3 separate regions of the Homo sapiens genome follow, and all the other regions are linked to region 2. Evidence: chromatin contacts called from ENCODE Hi-C or POLR2A ChIA-PET data. All regions are on one chromosome and are shown on one strand. Each heading gives the region's core, a stretch centred on a gene start or an enhancer-like site at or near the end of the contact. The rest is flanking DNA. Distances are from core to core; before and after follow the strand shown. Region 1 holds the start of PPFIA1 (PPFI scaffold protein A1). Region 2 has its middle 96 kb from the start of FGF3. Region 3 holds the start of CTTN (cortactin).

Region 1 (4,270 bases), core at 1,771-4,270, 360 kb after region 2:
TCTCATTTTCCTGGAGCTATACCAACTGGGTGTCTCCCTTCTCCGCTGGAAAAATCCCACATCATTCAAGACCCAGCTCAGATATTGCCTCCTCTATGAAGCCCCCATGATGCCAGCTGGAGAGCGGGTTCCTCCCTTCCCTGTGATTCCACAGCACCAAGTCACACACTGTTTACGGGACAGACATTGCAATAGTCTGTTTTTCTTCTCTTTCTCCAGACTGTGAACTCATACTAGAAGTGATGTCTTAGCTCTGCGTTCCCAAGACCTAAGCCATGCTTGGCTCATACATGCTGCACAAATATTCATGAAATGAATGAACATTCTACCCTGCCGAACTAAATTTTGATCTTGAGCCGATTTTTCTTTTTTTTTTTTTTTTTGAGATGGAGTCTCGCTTTGTTGCCCAGGCTGGAGTGCAGTGGCGCGATCTCGGCTCGCTGCAAGCTCCGTCTCCCGGGTTCACGCCATTCTCCTGCCTCAGCCTCCCGAGTAGCTGGGACTACAGGCGCCTGCCACCACGCCCGGCTAATTTTTTGTATTTTTAGTAGAGACAGGGTTTCACTGTGTTAGCCAGGATGGTCTCGATCTCCTGAACTCGTGATCCGCCTACCTCGGCCTCCCAGAGTGCTGGGATTACAGGCGTGAGCCACTGCGCCCGGCCTTGAGCCGATTTCTTAGAAAACAGACACTTTATGAGCATGGTGCAAACATAAGCTGGCTGCATTAAGCAGGTACCCCTAAGGAGAGCTGGAAATTTGCTGGTTTCAGACAGTGGTTCAGGGGAACTTGGGAGTTGTGCAGAATTGCTGGGGTGTGGAGAGGTACAGGGTACTTGCAGAACACCTCATCTAAGCGATCAACTTTACAATTTTATTATTTTTGAGACAGAGTCTCGCTTTGGCACCCAGGCTGGAATGCAGTGGCACAATCACAGCTCACTGCAGCCTCGACCTCTCAGGCTCAAGCGATCCTCCCACCTCAATCCCCCAAGTACCTGGGACTACAGGTGTGGCCCACCTTGCTGGACTAATTTTTAATTTTTTGTATAGACATGGGTCTCGATATATTGCCCAGGCTCAAGCAATCCTCCCACGTTGGCCCCCCAGCGTGCTGGGATTACAGACGTGAGCCACTGCACCTGGCCAATGTTTTTTTTTTTTTTTTTTTTCTGAGACAGAGCCTCGCTTTGTCTCCCAGCCTGGAGCGCAGTGGCATGATCTCCTCATTGCAACCTCCACCTCCCAGGTTCAAGCTATTCTTCCACCTCAGCCTCCTGAGTAGCTGGGATTACAGATGCCCGCCACCACACCCGGCTAATTTTTGTATTTTTAGTAGGGATAGGGTTTCACCATGTTGGCCAGGCTGGTTTTGAACTCCTGACCTCAAGTGATCTGCCCACCTGGGTCTCCCAAAGTGCTGGGATTACAGGCTTGAGCCACCGCACCCGGCCTCACCTGGCCATTTTTACACTTTTAAAATAGCAAGAAACTAGGGGCAAAAAGTACATATTCATATCTATGTGTAGTCAGTCAATAAATATTTATTGAATGAACGAATAAATTAATGGAAGGTGTTCCAGATCCTGGTAGGCGAGAGTCAGTCGGAGGGAGTGCTTGTTCTTGGTGCACTCACAATGGAGAATCAAGGAATTCACCTTGGACGGGCTCATTTCTCCCTCTCCTAGGCCCCGTGCAGCCTCTTCTCAGACTTACTAGTTCTGAGGGGCTCCTGGCTGCCTCACACCAACAGCAGTGGCCAGTGGACACTGGCGATGGTGTCCTGACATTTTGGTTTGTGAAGAGTTTGTGCTCCGAGTCAAATCCTGGGAGGAGTGGGGAGGGCATCCGCTTTAATTAATTAGAGGTGTCTCTATTCATCTCCGTATCTGCAACATCTAGCACAAGACTTGGCCCATAGTAGATGTTTAAAAATTCTTGCTGAGGCCGGGCGCAGTGGCTCACGCCTGTAATCCCAACACTTTGGGAGGCTGAGGCGGGCAGACCACCTGAGGTCAGGAGTTCGAGACCAGCTCGACCAACATGTAGAAATCCCGTCTCTACTAAAAATACAAAATTATCTGGACTTGGTGGCGTGCGCCTGTAATCCCAGCTACACGGGAGGTTGAGGCAGGAGAATCACTTGAACCCGGGAGGCAGAGGTTGCAGTGAGCCGAGATGGCGCCATTGCACTCCAGCCTGGGTGACAAGAGTGAAACAACGTCTGGAAAAAAAAAAAAACTTGCGGAAAAGATGAAATGACCAAGACTCGCGCAGTGCTGCCCGTCAGGCTCTCAACTAGTCGCTCTTCACATCTGATTCATGTCTTAAAGCAGCCTCGCAGGTAGGTCTGCATCATTTTCCCATCCTACATCGGAGGCGCTGAAGCCCAGGCGGGTTTCCCGAGTCGCCCGGGCCCACGCTGCAGAGTGAAAGCCACAGCGGCAAAGCCTGCACTCTGGACGCTGCGCCGGGACGTCCCCAGGTGCGGCAGGCAGCGCTCCGTAAGTGGGTCCTGGCGGGAACTCCGTCCTTCTGAACCCAGATCAGGCCCAGGGAGACCGTAGGGGCGCCGCGGCGGGCGGGGTCTGGGTCCTCGGTGGTGACTGAAGCCTCGGTTCGCTCTTCTGCAAGGTGCGAATCCAGAGCCTCCAGCTCGGGAGGGACCTGACGTGCCGGACGCGTCCAGCTCAGAACTCGAGGCGCGGTAGACACTCAGCAAAGGCCTCCGGCGTCCCTGCAGCCGTGGGGGGAAACTGGGGACGCCCGGAGGAAGACGCTGACCCGGCGAGCACCTGAGCGCCCACCTGTGGCTCATCCCGGAGACCGCCCCCTCCCCCGCGACCCGGGCGGGGCCTGGGGGGCGTGGCTCCCGTCTCGCTCAGCCAATCAGTGCCCCGGGGCCGCCTCCCGCCCCCTCCTGAGGAGACAGCGCTTGCGTACTCGGGCCAAGGTGCTCCTCGGGCCCCGCCCCCGGGGCGGTGCTGACGCTCGCGCCGACGCGCTCGACGTCGGGCACGTAGACGCCGGCGCCGCGCAGCCGGGCCCGCTCCTCCTCCGCTCCGCCAGTGTCCGGCCGCGGGCCGGCCTTAGTGACTGGGGCGGCGGGCCCCGGGGCCGCGGCGTGGGGCGGGCAGGCGGACGCCGGCCGCGGGCTGCTTTCGTCGGCTCCCAAGCTCTCCCGGAGCGAGCAGCCGCCCGCGAGCCGCCGCGGAGCCTCCTCGCCCGCTCCCGCCGGCGAGCAAGGTAAGGGAGCGGGACACTGAGGCAGGCTCGGGGCCCAGGCGTCACCGGCGCGTCCCGGTCTCCGCGGCGGCCACGCAGCCGATTAGATGTCTCCGCGGGGAAGGGTGCGCTCCGGGACGGGTGGGGGCGAGGCCGCGGCGCCGGGTCGCGCTGGGAGAGCTCCGGCGGGACACCCGCGCCCCAAGGGACGGCTCCGGGGACTGCGCGCTGCCCCTCCCCGAGCCCCGCGCCCCGTGACCCGGGCGCTGGGGCGAGGGGCGGGGACCTGTGGCCGCTGAAAGCCCTGGCCCGAGCGGGCTCCGTTGTCAACGGTCCTCACCCCCCGGGGTTCGGGGCTTCCGCCGCACCTGATACAGGAGGGGAGGAGTGCGGCTCGAGCAGGCTGGAGGTCACCATCCCCATCAGGTGCGCCGTCTGGGGCATCCCCCTCTCAGGGGTCCACCGCGCCCCCAGTACTGCCCGAAAGGCTCAGAAGCGACTTCCCCTTTCCCTGGCGCTGTCTTTATATCCCAGACACTTAATAGACTCTCGTAATCTCACCTTTCACTTTTCCCTCTTTCCTAGCCGCCCCCGGCTGTATCGACCTGCTATATTTCCATTGTGGATTTTTTTTTTCGGTTGTAAACTTACGTAAGTTAGGTTGACCAACCGTTGCAGCCATTGGAAAACACTTCTACCAGCGTTTAACGAATCCGGTTCCTTTTAGTGCTCACCAAATCCAGCCCAAGAATTCAGGGAGCCGTCAGTTCTTCCCGGGAGCTGACTGCACACATTCCTGCAAGATGCCTGATGGATTTTGTACTTGTCAGTTTTGCTGGTTGTATGCTCCTTCTGTGCTTTTCCTGAAAAATGATTGGGTGACATGTGTTTTGACTTTCTCCCCCCCTACCCCCCCACCCTCCCCACCCCACTGGGAAGTAAAAAAAATAGGTAACAGAAGCACACTTGTTTTCAGCAAAAACAAGTACAGCTTTGCAAACAGACTACCCCAGGGCTTGCCCTTTTTTGTGAGGGTAGTCCTTTGG
Region 2 (4,334 bases), core at 523-3,022:
GCTTTCCTATCCCCAATGTCTGGATAAAGAAACAATCTCAGCTATCTTGTTAGTTGTCTATTTACATCTCTGTTATGTCCCAGAGGTTCTGCACCTGGGGGGCACTTGCCAGGAGCCAGGCTGGAACCCAGATCCCGGGCCCTGTTGCAGTGCCTGAATTGTGGGCCAACTGCTGCCCGAGACTCCCACTTGGGACTCGAGGACCCCCAAGAGCCCCATCTCTGGGGCAGGGACTCCCCAGGGGCCGTGGGATAGCCAGTAGCATCATCGGTTCACTGGGCAGATGGTGACGGCCCACCGCCCCTGAGTGCCCAGGTACTGGGCTAGGCAGAGAAGGCAGGAGCCTCCCTGAGTCCCTCCTCCTTACGGCCCCACAGTCCTGCCCCACCCCACCCCTGCCAAATGGGACTCTTTGGGGCTGACCCCCAGGGACCCTAGTTTTTATGATCTCCCACCTAAGTGGGAACATGGGCCAACATGATGGGGCAGGTGTGGCTGGGACCCAGGCCTGGGCTCCCCCAGGCTCCTCCTTGGATCTGAAGCCAGATCCACCGATGGGAAATAAGCCCTTTGGAGCATGACGTTGCCAGGGAGGGGGTTGTGGGGACAGGAGATGATAAGGCACCCACACTCCGGGGGTCCACCCTGTAGAAACTCTGAGACCCACCTCTCTGTGACCATCAGGCTCTCCCTGGCCAGAAGCAGGGAGCAGCGTCCAGGCTGGGCCCAGCCCTGCAGCCCCAAGGCTCTCACTGGGAACACAGGGTCTCAGGCTAAAATAGGTGGAGCCCCTCAGCCGAGCTCAGGAGCCCTTGGGCAGCACTGGGAGCTGCTGGAGCCAGCGCCTTGTCTTCCCTCTACCTGTCTAGGCCCCAGAAGGCTGCAGCCAGGGAGGGGGCTGGGCATCTTAAGGAGGGCCGGCTCTCTCTAGCAGAGTCCTGGGAGAAGAGGCCAGGGCCTTCACCGACAGCGCAGCACCTCCAGTTTCCGCGGCACCTCCACGGCCCTCTCGCCTAAGCCTCTCCACCCCTGTGTGGGGGGCTTGCTGTGGTTCTGCTTTACAGGGGGAGAAACTGAGGGCCCAGAAGGTCAGGCTGCGGCTGAAGGTGCAAGGACTCAAAGGCTGACTCCGGGGTGGGGACGGGTTTGGAATTTCCTGTTCCTCCTCACCTTTGAGAGGTGTCCTGGCTGGGCTGTGCCAGGCTGGGAAGTGTCTCCGGAGGCTCCACACCCACCCACACCTGGTATTTTTGTTCCCAGGTGGGTCTGATGCCAGGAGGATGTGGTTAAGCTCGAGGCCCTGCTGTCTCCTTCCATGCCCGGGGTCAATGGATCCTTATCTGGCAAGATCTTATCTGTGTGTCCTTGACAGACTCTGGAGCAGGCTCCTGGAGGTACCAGGAGGCCCAGGTGGGTAATCACGGGTGCCAAGAAGTGGCCTGTGGGGGGGGGGCCCTCCATCTTGGGACCCAACCCGGGACCCCCCTGCCCCCGAGACTGCTTCTCAACCATGACTTCCCCTTGCCCTGCTCCTTGCTGCCTGCTGGGAGGCACAGGCAGTGTACTAGGAAGCCCAAAAGAGAAGCCCAAAGCAGAACAGGGCATCCTCCAGGGCCCAAGGGGAGAGGCTTTGGACCTCACTTACACAAACTGGGTGGGAGCTTCCTAGCAGCCAAAGCAAAGAGGAAAGAAGTTGAAGGAAGGTGGAGGTGGTGTAAGAGGTTGGTCTGAGGCATGGACCCCAGGATGCTCCCCAGAAGTTGTCTGAGTCATCCTTTGGACATAGCAGGACTCAGTACATTCATTGAACAAACAAGGCACTAGACACTCATTGCTATATTTTTAAGGCCCCTCGTTGAAGTGAATCACAGCCTCGTTCCCAGTCTCCTGGGCTTTCACCCTGCCCCACGGACGGGATGCTGGCTCTTCCCTGTCGCCCCGCATTGTGACTGGCTGTGTTCCACATGGTGCAAACTTATTCCCAATTGACCCGTGGGGTCTGCTGGAGCCCTAGGGCTGACCACAGGGGCTGCAGGGCATGGTTGCCCTGGGAGCCCTGCAGCTCAGGTCCACTTAGCACTTTCTGGAAAAGCAACCGCCTCTAGGGGGCAGCACAGTGTCACCGGGAAAAGCCGGACGTGGCTTCGGGGACCTGGGCTTGGATCCAGGATCCAGCCCCTGCCGCTTCAGCAGTGGAGTGATGGGGGCCAAGTCACTTCCGCCCCAAGCCTCAGTGTCTCCCTGCACCCCTCCACCCCCTATAGAGTGGGACTAAGAGTGTTCTGAGCCAGGCTTCCAGTGAGGTGGGGGTGGGGAGGGCAGGACAGACGGGTCAGTGTCCTCGCTCCTGGCCCCTTTTCACCTCTGATGTTGAAGTTAAACATTCAACAAATTATGAGAAAATAAAGCAACAGTTTAAAAATAGGAGAAAACGTATCCCAAAAGAATGTTCTATGATTTCCGGCTGGGTCACTCTTGGCAGGCTCCAGCAGGGAGGAGCAGGGCAGGGCCGGGGCATGGCTCAGGGAATGGGGGAGCGCTCTCCCTAAGACCCCAGCCCCAGCCTCCGCCTTGTCCTCAGGCAGCCAGGAGCAGGCACAGCTGCCTCGCTTCCCCTGGGAGAACGCTGGCTCCTTCAACTTCCCCCCGAAAGGCATCCAGAGGCCTCCAGCTGGCCCCCTCCCCTCTTTCCCCCAGCTTTGGGGTCTGGGCAGAGTGAGGCTGGAGTCCACCTTCCGGGCATTGGGAGTACAGGAAACAGTCCCAAGGGACCTCTTTCACTGAGAAGGCACAGAATCCCTTCCTAGAACGGGATATGTGTTTGTTTCCAACGGCTGCTGCAATCAATGCCTGCAAACTTACAGGCTGGAAATGGCACAAGTGGATTCTCCTGACAGTTCTGGAAGTCAGAAATGCCGCTCATCAGCCGGGCATGGTGGCTCACACCTGTAATCCTTGCACTTTGGGAGGCCGAGGCAGGCAGGTCACTTGAGGTCAGGAGCTCAAGACCAGCCTGGCAAACATGGCAAAACCTCATCTCAGCCAGGTGCAGTGGCTCACGCCTGTAATCCCACCACTTTGGGAGGCCAAGGCAGGTGGATCACGAGGTCAAGAGTTCAAGACCAGCCTGGCCAACATGGTGAAACCCGTCTCTACTAAAAATACAAAAAATTGGCTGGGCATGGTGGCTGGCACCTGTAATCCCAGCTGCTCAGGAGGCTGAGGCAGGAGAATCACTTGAACCTGGTAGGCAGAGATTGCAGTGAGCTGAGATTACACCACAGCACCCCAGCCCTGGTGACAGAGCAAGACTCTGTCTCAAAAAAAGAAAAAGAAAAAAAAGAAGAAAAAAGGAATGCCACTAGTCTAGAATCAAGGTGTCTGCAGGGCTACATTTCTCCTGGAGAGTCTAGGAGAACCCAAGCCTTGTCTTTTCCAGCTTCCAGAGGCAGCTTGTGCTCCTTGGCTTGTGGCCCCTTCCTCCATCTTCAAAGTCAGCAGCACTGCCCCTCCTGGGAAGATTTTCCTCTCTCTCCCTCTCCCTCTCTCCCTCTCTTCTATCTCTCCCTCTCTCCCCTCCCTCTCTCTCTCTCTCTCCTTCTCTCCTCTCCCTCTCTCTCCTGAGCCATGCCCTGGCCCTGCCCTGCTCCGCCCTGCCTCTCTCCCTCTCTCTTCACTCTCTCCCTCTCTCTTTTTCTCTCTCCCTCTCTTCTCTCTCTCTCCTCTCCCTCTCTCCTCTCTCTCTCCTCTCCCTCTCTCCCTCCCTCTCCTCTTTCTCCTCTCCCTCTCTCTCTCCCTCTCTTCTCTCTCTCTCCCTCTCCCCTCCCTCTCTCTCTCTCCCTCTCTTCTCTTCTCCCCCGCTTCTCTCTCTCTCCCCCTCTCCCCTCCTCTCTTTCTCTCTCTTCTCTTCTCTCTCCCACTCTCTTCTCCCTCCTCTCTCTCCCTTTCTCCTCTCTATTTCTCTCTCTCTCCCTCTCTCCTCTCCCTCTCTCTCCCTCTCTCCTCTCTCTCTCTCTCCCTCTCTCCTCTCTCTCTCCCTCTCTGGCCCCCTCCCCTTCTCTCTTCTCTTCTCTCTCCCTCTCTCCTCTCTCTCTCCGTTTCCCTCTCTCTCTCCCCCGTCTCTCCCTCTCTTCTCTCTCTCCCTCTCTCCTCTCCCTCTCTCCTCTCACTCTCTCCCTCTCTCTCCTCTCTTCTCTCTCTCCCTCTCTCTCTTCTCTGCCTCTCTTCTCTATCTCCCTCTCTCTGTTTTCTCTTTCTCCCTCTCTCCTCTTTCTCTCTCTCCCTCTCTCTCTCTCCCTCTCTCCTCTCTCTCTCCCTCTCTCCTCTCTCTCTCC
Region 3 (4,403 bases), core at 87-2,586, 480 kb after region 2:
GTATTCATTATCGAGTTAAATAAAATATTTGACGTGTTCATTTTATATGTGTATGAAGGTCATGATTTTACCTTTAAAAAAATGGTCAACACCTGACATTTCCTTCCGCCACCCGCACTTCCAATTCATCCTCACATCTGACAGTTTAGCTTTCTAAATGCCTCTTGCATCTATCCACTTCTCCCCATCTTACCTGCCACCAGCGGTCTGCCCGAATTGGCTACATTAGGCTCTACCTGGCCCTTCTCCCATCCATCTTCCACACAGCAGCCAGAGTGATCTCATTACAATTCAAACTTCATTATGTCTTATTTATTTATTTAGCGATGGCGGGCGGGGGCGAGGGTCTCACTATGCTGACCAGGCTGGTCTCGAACTCCTGGCCTTAGGCGATCCTCCCATGTCAGCCTCCCAAAGTGTTATGATTACAGGCGTGGGCCACTGCGCCTGGCCCAAACTTCATGATGTCTCTTATCAGCTTAACTTCCTCCGAGGACTTCCCGTGTCTCCCAGAATAAAGACCGAGGTCTTCGCTGTGCTCTATCGGCCTCTGCATGACCTGGCCCCTCTCACACCACAGCTCCGCTGCACCACTAGCCCTCTACCATGCTGAGCTGAGCCTCCTCCAGTTCCCCTGCTGCAAGACCGTTCCTGCCTTGGGACCTCTGTTGGCCCTGCTGTTGGAACCTGCTGTTGGCCTGCCTGGAAAATTCTTCCCTCCTTACCTTGTTTACTCTTATAGGGCCTTCACATCTTGGCTAACATGTGAATCGCCCAAAGAAACCTCTGGTCTCCCAGGGGTTCAGGTCCTACCGTCTCCCCAATACGATGTTATGAAACTCTCACTTCTTGGCATTTATCTCATTTCCCAGGTGAGTACCCATGTGGTTTAACGCTTGACTCACCTTCTAGGCTGCTATGTCCCTGTGGCCGGGGCTCGCGTCCCTGGCACGCATGTGGCCCTTTCTTGGAGGGGAGGTGCATGGTGAGCGGACGAGGACGGCTGAGGGCGCGCGCGGAGGGAGGATGGAGAGATGAAGAGGCTCCCCGCTCCCGGACTCAGGGCACGTGCGTCTCCTCGGCTGGCTTCCTTCCCCCGGCCCCGGGCAGCGCCGCGGATCCTGAGACCCCGCCGCGGGCTGTGTGCTGCTCAGCGCCCATCCTCTGCGCGCGCAACGCTACTTCCGGGCGAGCTCTGCAGACTCGCCACAGGCCGGGCTAGCGCTTAGCCAGCTGCGGGCGGACCCCCGGGACTCTTGCGGGCCAAGACGCGGGAGGAGGCGGGGCAGGGGGCGGGGTCGCGCGGGGACCCGGATGCGGCCCCGCCCCCGCCCTCGGAACCGGAAGTAGAGCCTGGTGCCTGGGAGCGGCTGGCGCGGCGGAATCCAGGGCCGACCCGGGCCGGACCGACCCCAGGCGGCGGTGAGCGAGCGCGGCGTCCGCCCGGGGTGCAGGCCGGGCTCTGCTTCTTCCCTCCTGTGGCGTCGCCTGGCCGCGAAAGGGGAAGGAAGCGGCGGCCGCAGCGGTCTCACCGCTCTTCCGCTTGCGGTTTCGGGGGCCGGGGCAGAGTGGCGAGGCTTTCCCGGCCTGGGGCGGGGCAGGGCGAGGGCCGGGGGTCCGCGAGGGCCACGAGGACGGGTCTGGGCCCAAGGAGGCCGGGCAGGGGGCAAGGGGGCACGGAGGGCTTGGGGCTGGGGTCCGCGGAGGAAGGTTAGAAAGGGGCCAAATTGGGGTATCAGCTCTGAGGGGAGGGTCCCTGGGCGCCGGGGGGCTCCAGGGCAGGAGAGGGGCCAGGCTGGGAGGGGTCTTGGGTCCGAGGGAATAGGAGAGGGGGATGGGCTCCGAGGGGGAGGGTATTAGGGCCCGAGGGAGAGGGGCTGGGCCTGTGGGGTTCGGGGGTCTGAGCGGAGGGGGCCGGGGTTCGAGGGGCCAAGGAAGGTGGGTGTGGGGGGTCTCAAGGAAAGGGCGAGGGGTCTGAGAGGGAGGTGTCTGGGTGCAGAGGGAAAGGGATGAGGTCCGAGGGGAGGAGATTGGGGTCTGACGGGAAGGGGTCCAGGCGCAGAGCTACTGGGATGGGGTCCGAGGGAAGGGAATTGGGGTTCGAGGGGAAGGGGTCGGGGCTCGGAGGAAAGGTATAGGGTCCGAGGGGAGGGGATTGGGGCTCCAGGGGAAGGGATCCAGGCGCAGGGAAAAGGGATGGGGTCCGCGGGGTCAAGGCGGTTGGGGTGCGCGACTTTGAGGGGCTCGCTGTGGGACGTGGCGGAGCAGCTGGGGATCCGCCCGGCCTGCACCTGAGCGGAGGTTTTGCAATCAGGTCAGTGGAGGCAGCGAGGCGCGGCTGCAGCTAGTCGTGAGGCTCTAAATTTGGAACCGTCCCTCCTTCGGGGTGTGTTTAAAATCACCAGAACGGTGCTTTGGGGCTTTCTGTTACGTTTCCATCACCTGGATAGTCTAAGGGATGCCTGATCCCTGAAGCTGGAAGGCCTTGGGTGAGAAGGGACAGGGCTTCCTCCCGCTGGAATCTGTGGACGTTTGGGGCCCCTTGGGGAGGAATTCATTTTCTGCTGAAGGAAGCTCCGGAGGCATCCGGTGAGCGCTCCCTGGAATCCCATGCGCTCCCTTTGGGCTCAGTGTTGACTTGGCTGCGCAGGCTCTGTCGGGGGGACTTCACCCACTAGGTCCTTCAGGCATGATCCAGCCCTCAAGCCCGGCCGGGCCCAAGGCCGTGGCGCAGGAGGGGCTGGCCGCCTGCCCCTGTCTCCATTCACGTGTTTGACCGTGTGGGTGAGTCACTGGCTCCAGAGCACTGAGTCAGTCCTGTTTCTCCTCTGGTTAGAGAAGTATTCGCCAGATACTCAAGGAACAAGGAAGAGTCTTTTAAGTGGGACTCAATAAAAAGTTGGGGAGGCAGGGTTGTTTTGATATTAGGTCCCCTAGAACTAGAAGCTAACCTTCTGCTATATCTTACTGAAAAGAAATTTCTTTTGACCTGGGGCAGGGGTGCGGTGGCTCACACCTGTAATCCCTGCACTTTGGGAGGTCAAGGTGAGAGGATCGTTTGAGGCCAGGAGTTCCAGACTAGCCTGGGCAACACAGGGAGACCTTGTGTCTACAAAAAAAGAAATTCGCTGGGCATGTTGGCTTGCACCTGTTGTCCTAGCTACTTGGGGCGCTGAGGCAGAGGATCTCAAGCCCAGGAGTTGGAGGCTGCATTGAGCTCGATCGCACCACTGTACTCCAGCCTGGGTGACAGAGCGAGACCCTGTCACCCAGGCTGGAGTGCAGAGGCTCTTCACAGGTGCCATCTAGCACACTGCAACCTTGAACTGCTGGCCTTAAGCGATCCTCCCACCTCAGCCTCCCAAGTAGCTGGGACTGCAGGCCCAGCTAAAGCTGACTTTTAATTGTAGCATTTTGATGGACTTGTTTTTAAAACACTTTTAAAATGACAGCACACATAATCGGCAATTCAGATCTTCAGTCTGTGCCACGCAGTAGGTGCTCAGAAAAGGTGTCCTGAGAGTGTGAATTGCTGTGAGCGCTGGTTGCTGCCTTGTGTTGCAGTATTCCCATGGCCTGGGCCAGCCAAGAGCAGGGGACTGTGCTCCAGGAGCAGGCTTGGCTTTCACTGTGGCCCAGGCCCACCCCATCTGCTCACGCACTGCTTTGAGTAAACGGAGTAAATGTTGGGGGCGGGGTTTCCCTTGAGTAAGTGTGGTGTAGGGAGTGTGCCTGTGATGGTGATTTTGGCTACGCAAGTGTCTGTTTCCTTTCTCCTCCTGCTCTGCCATAGATGCTGAGGCTAATGGAAAGCTGATGGTGGACGGATGGTTCTGTCCTGTCATTTAAAACATTCTTCTGCCAGGCTCGGTGGCTCACACCTGTAATCTCAGCACTTTGGGAGGCTAAGGGCAGGTGGATTGCTTGAGCCCAGGAGTTTCGAGATCAGCCTAGGCAACATGGGGAAACCCCATCTCTGTTAAAAATAGAAAAATTGGCCGGGTATGGTGGCTCACACCTGTAATCCCAGCACTTTGGGAGGCTGAGGTGGGCAGATCACGAGGTCAGGAGATTGACACCATCCTGGCTAACACAGTGAAACACCGTCTCTACTAAAAAAAAAAATACAAAAAATTAGCCGGGCGTGGTGGTATATGCCTGTAGTCCCAGCCACTCAGGAGGCTGAGGCACCAGAATCGCTTGAACCTGCGAAGTGGAGGTTGCAGTGAGCCGAGATCACACTATTGCACTCCAGCCTGGGCAAAAGACTGAGACTCCATCTCAAAAGAAAAAAGAAAAAGAAAAATTAGCTGGGTGTAGTGACAGGTGCCTGTAGTCCCAGCTACTCAGGAGGGTGAGGCAGGAGAATCGCTTGAACCCAGGAGGCAGAGGTTGCGGTGAGC

What was found. Hi-C counts contacts between places; a loop is a spot of excess contacts on that map. ChIA-PET counts read pairs that join two places held with the same protein, here RNA polymerase II (POLR2A). Pooled maps may share reads with other maps.
Region 1: a loop to region 2 is called in a map of mammary epithelial cell, with 5 times the contacts of the local background. The contact joins the promoter of PPFIA1 here to the enhancer-like site in region 2. A Hi-C loop is called at or near these places in 2 of 168 maps with a recorded cell type or tissue (ascending aorta and mammary epithelial cell), 1 of 37 single-sample maps with no recorded cell type and 11 of 50 pooled maps.
Region 3: a map of chondrocyte shows a loop between it and region 2 (2.8-fold over the local background). The contact joins the promoter of CTTN here to the enhancer-like site in region 2. A Hi-C loop is called at or near these places in 1 of 168 maps with a recorded cell type or tissue (chondrocyte) and 3 of 50 pooled maps. POLR2A ChIA-PET finds 5 or more read pairs at or near these places in 2 of 52 experiments (Caco-2 and HCT116).

Annotation. Positions count from the first base shown.
Region 1 is chr11:70,267,670-70,271,939 of GRCh38, forward strand. It overlaps PPFIA1 (PPFI scaffold protein A1), which reads left to right and starts at 3,021. Exons shown (of 28, transcript NM_003626.5): 1 at 3,021-3,245. RefSeq lists silencers at 2,606-3,155, 3,196-3,625.
Region 2 is chr11:69,913,524-69,917,857 of GRCh38, forward strand. No RefSeq gene overlaps it. Among named protein-coding and RNA genes, the nearest start is that of FGF3, 96 kb to the left of the region's middle. Within about 2 kb of position 1,773, at least 23 of the 41 ENCODE cell types and tissues checked have a DNase peak (open chromatin) inside an H3K27ac peak, as active enhancers do; they include ascending aorta and mammary epithelial cell, where a contact is called at or near this core.
Region 3 is chr11:70,397,193-70,401,595 of GRCh38, forward strand. CTTN (cortactin) reads left to right here and starts at 1,337. Exons shown (of 18, transcript NM_005231.4): 1 at 1,337-1,422. It overlaps CTTN-DT (CTTN divergent transcript), which reads right to left and starts at 1,270. Exons shown (of 3, transcript NR_186321.1): 1 at 906-1,270. RefSeq lists enhancers at 633-702, 3,551-3,845 and silencers at 953-1,002, 1,103-1,612, 2,194-2,263.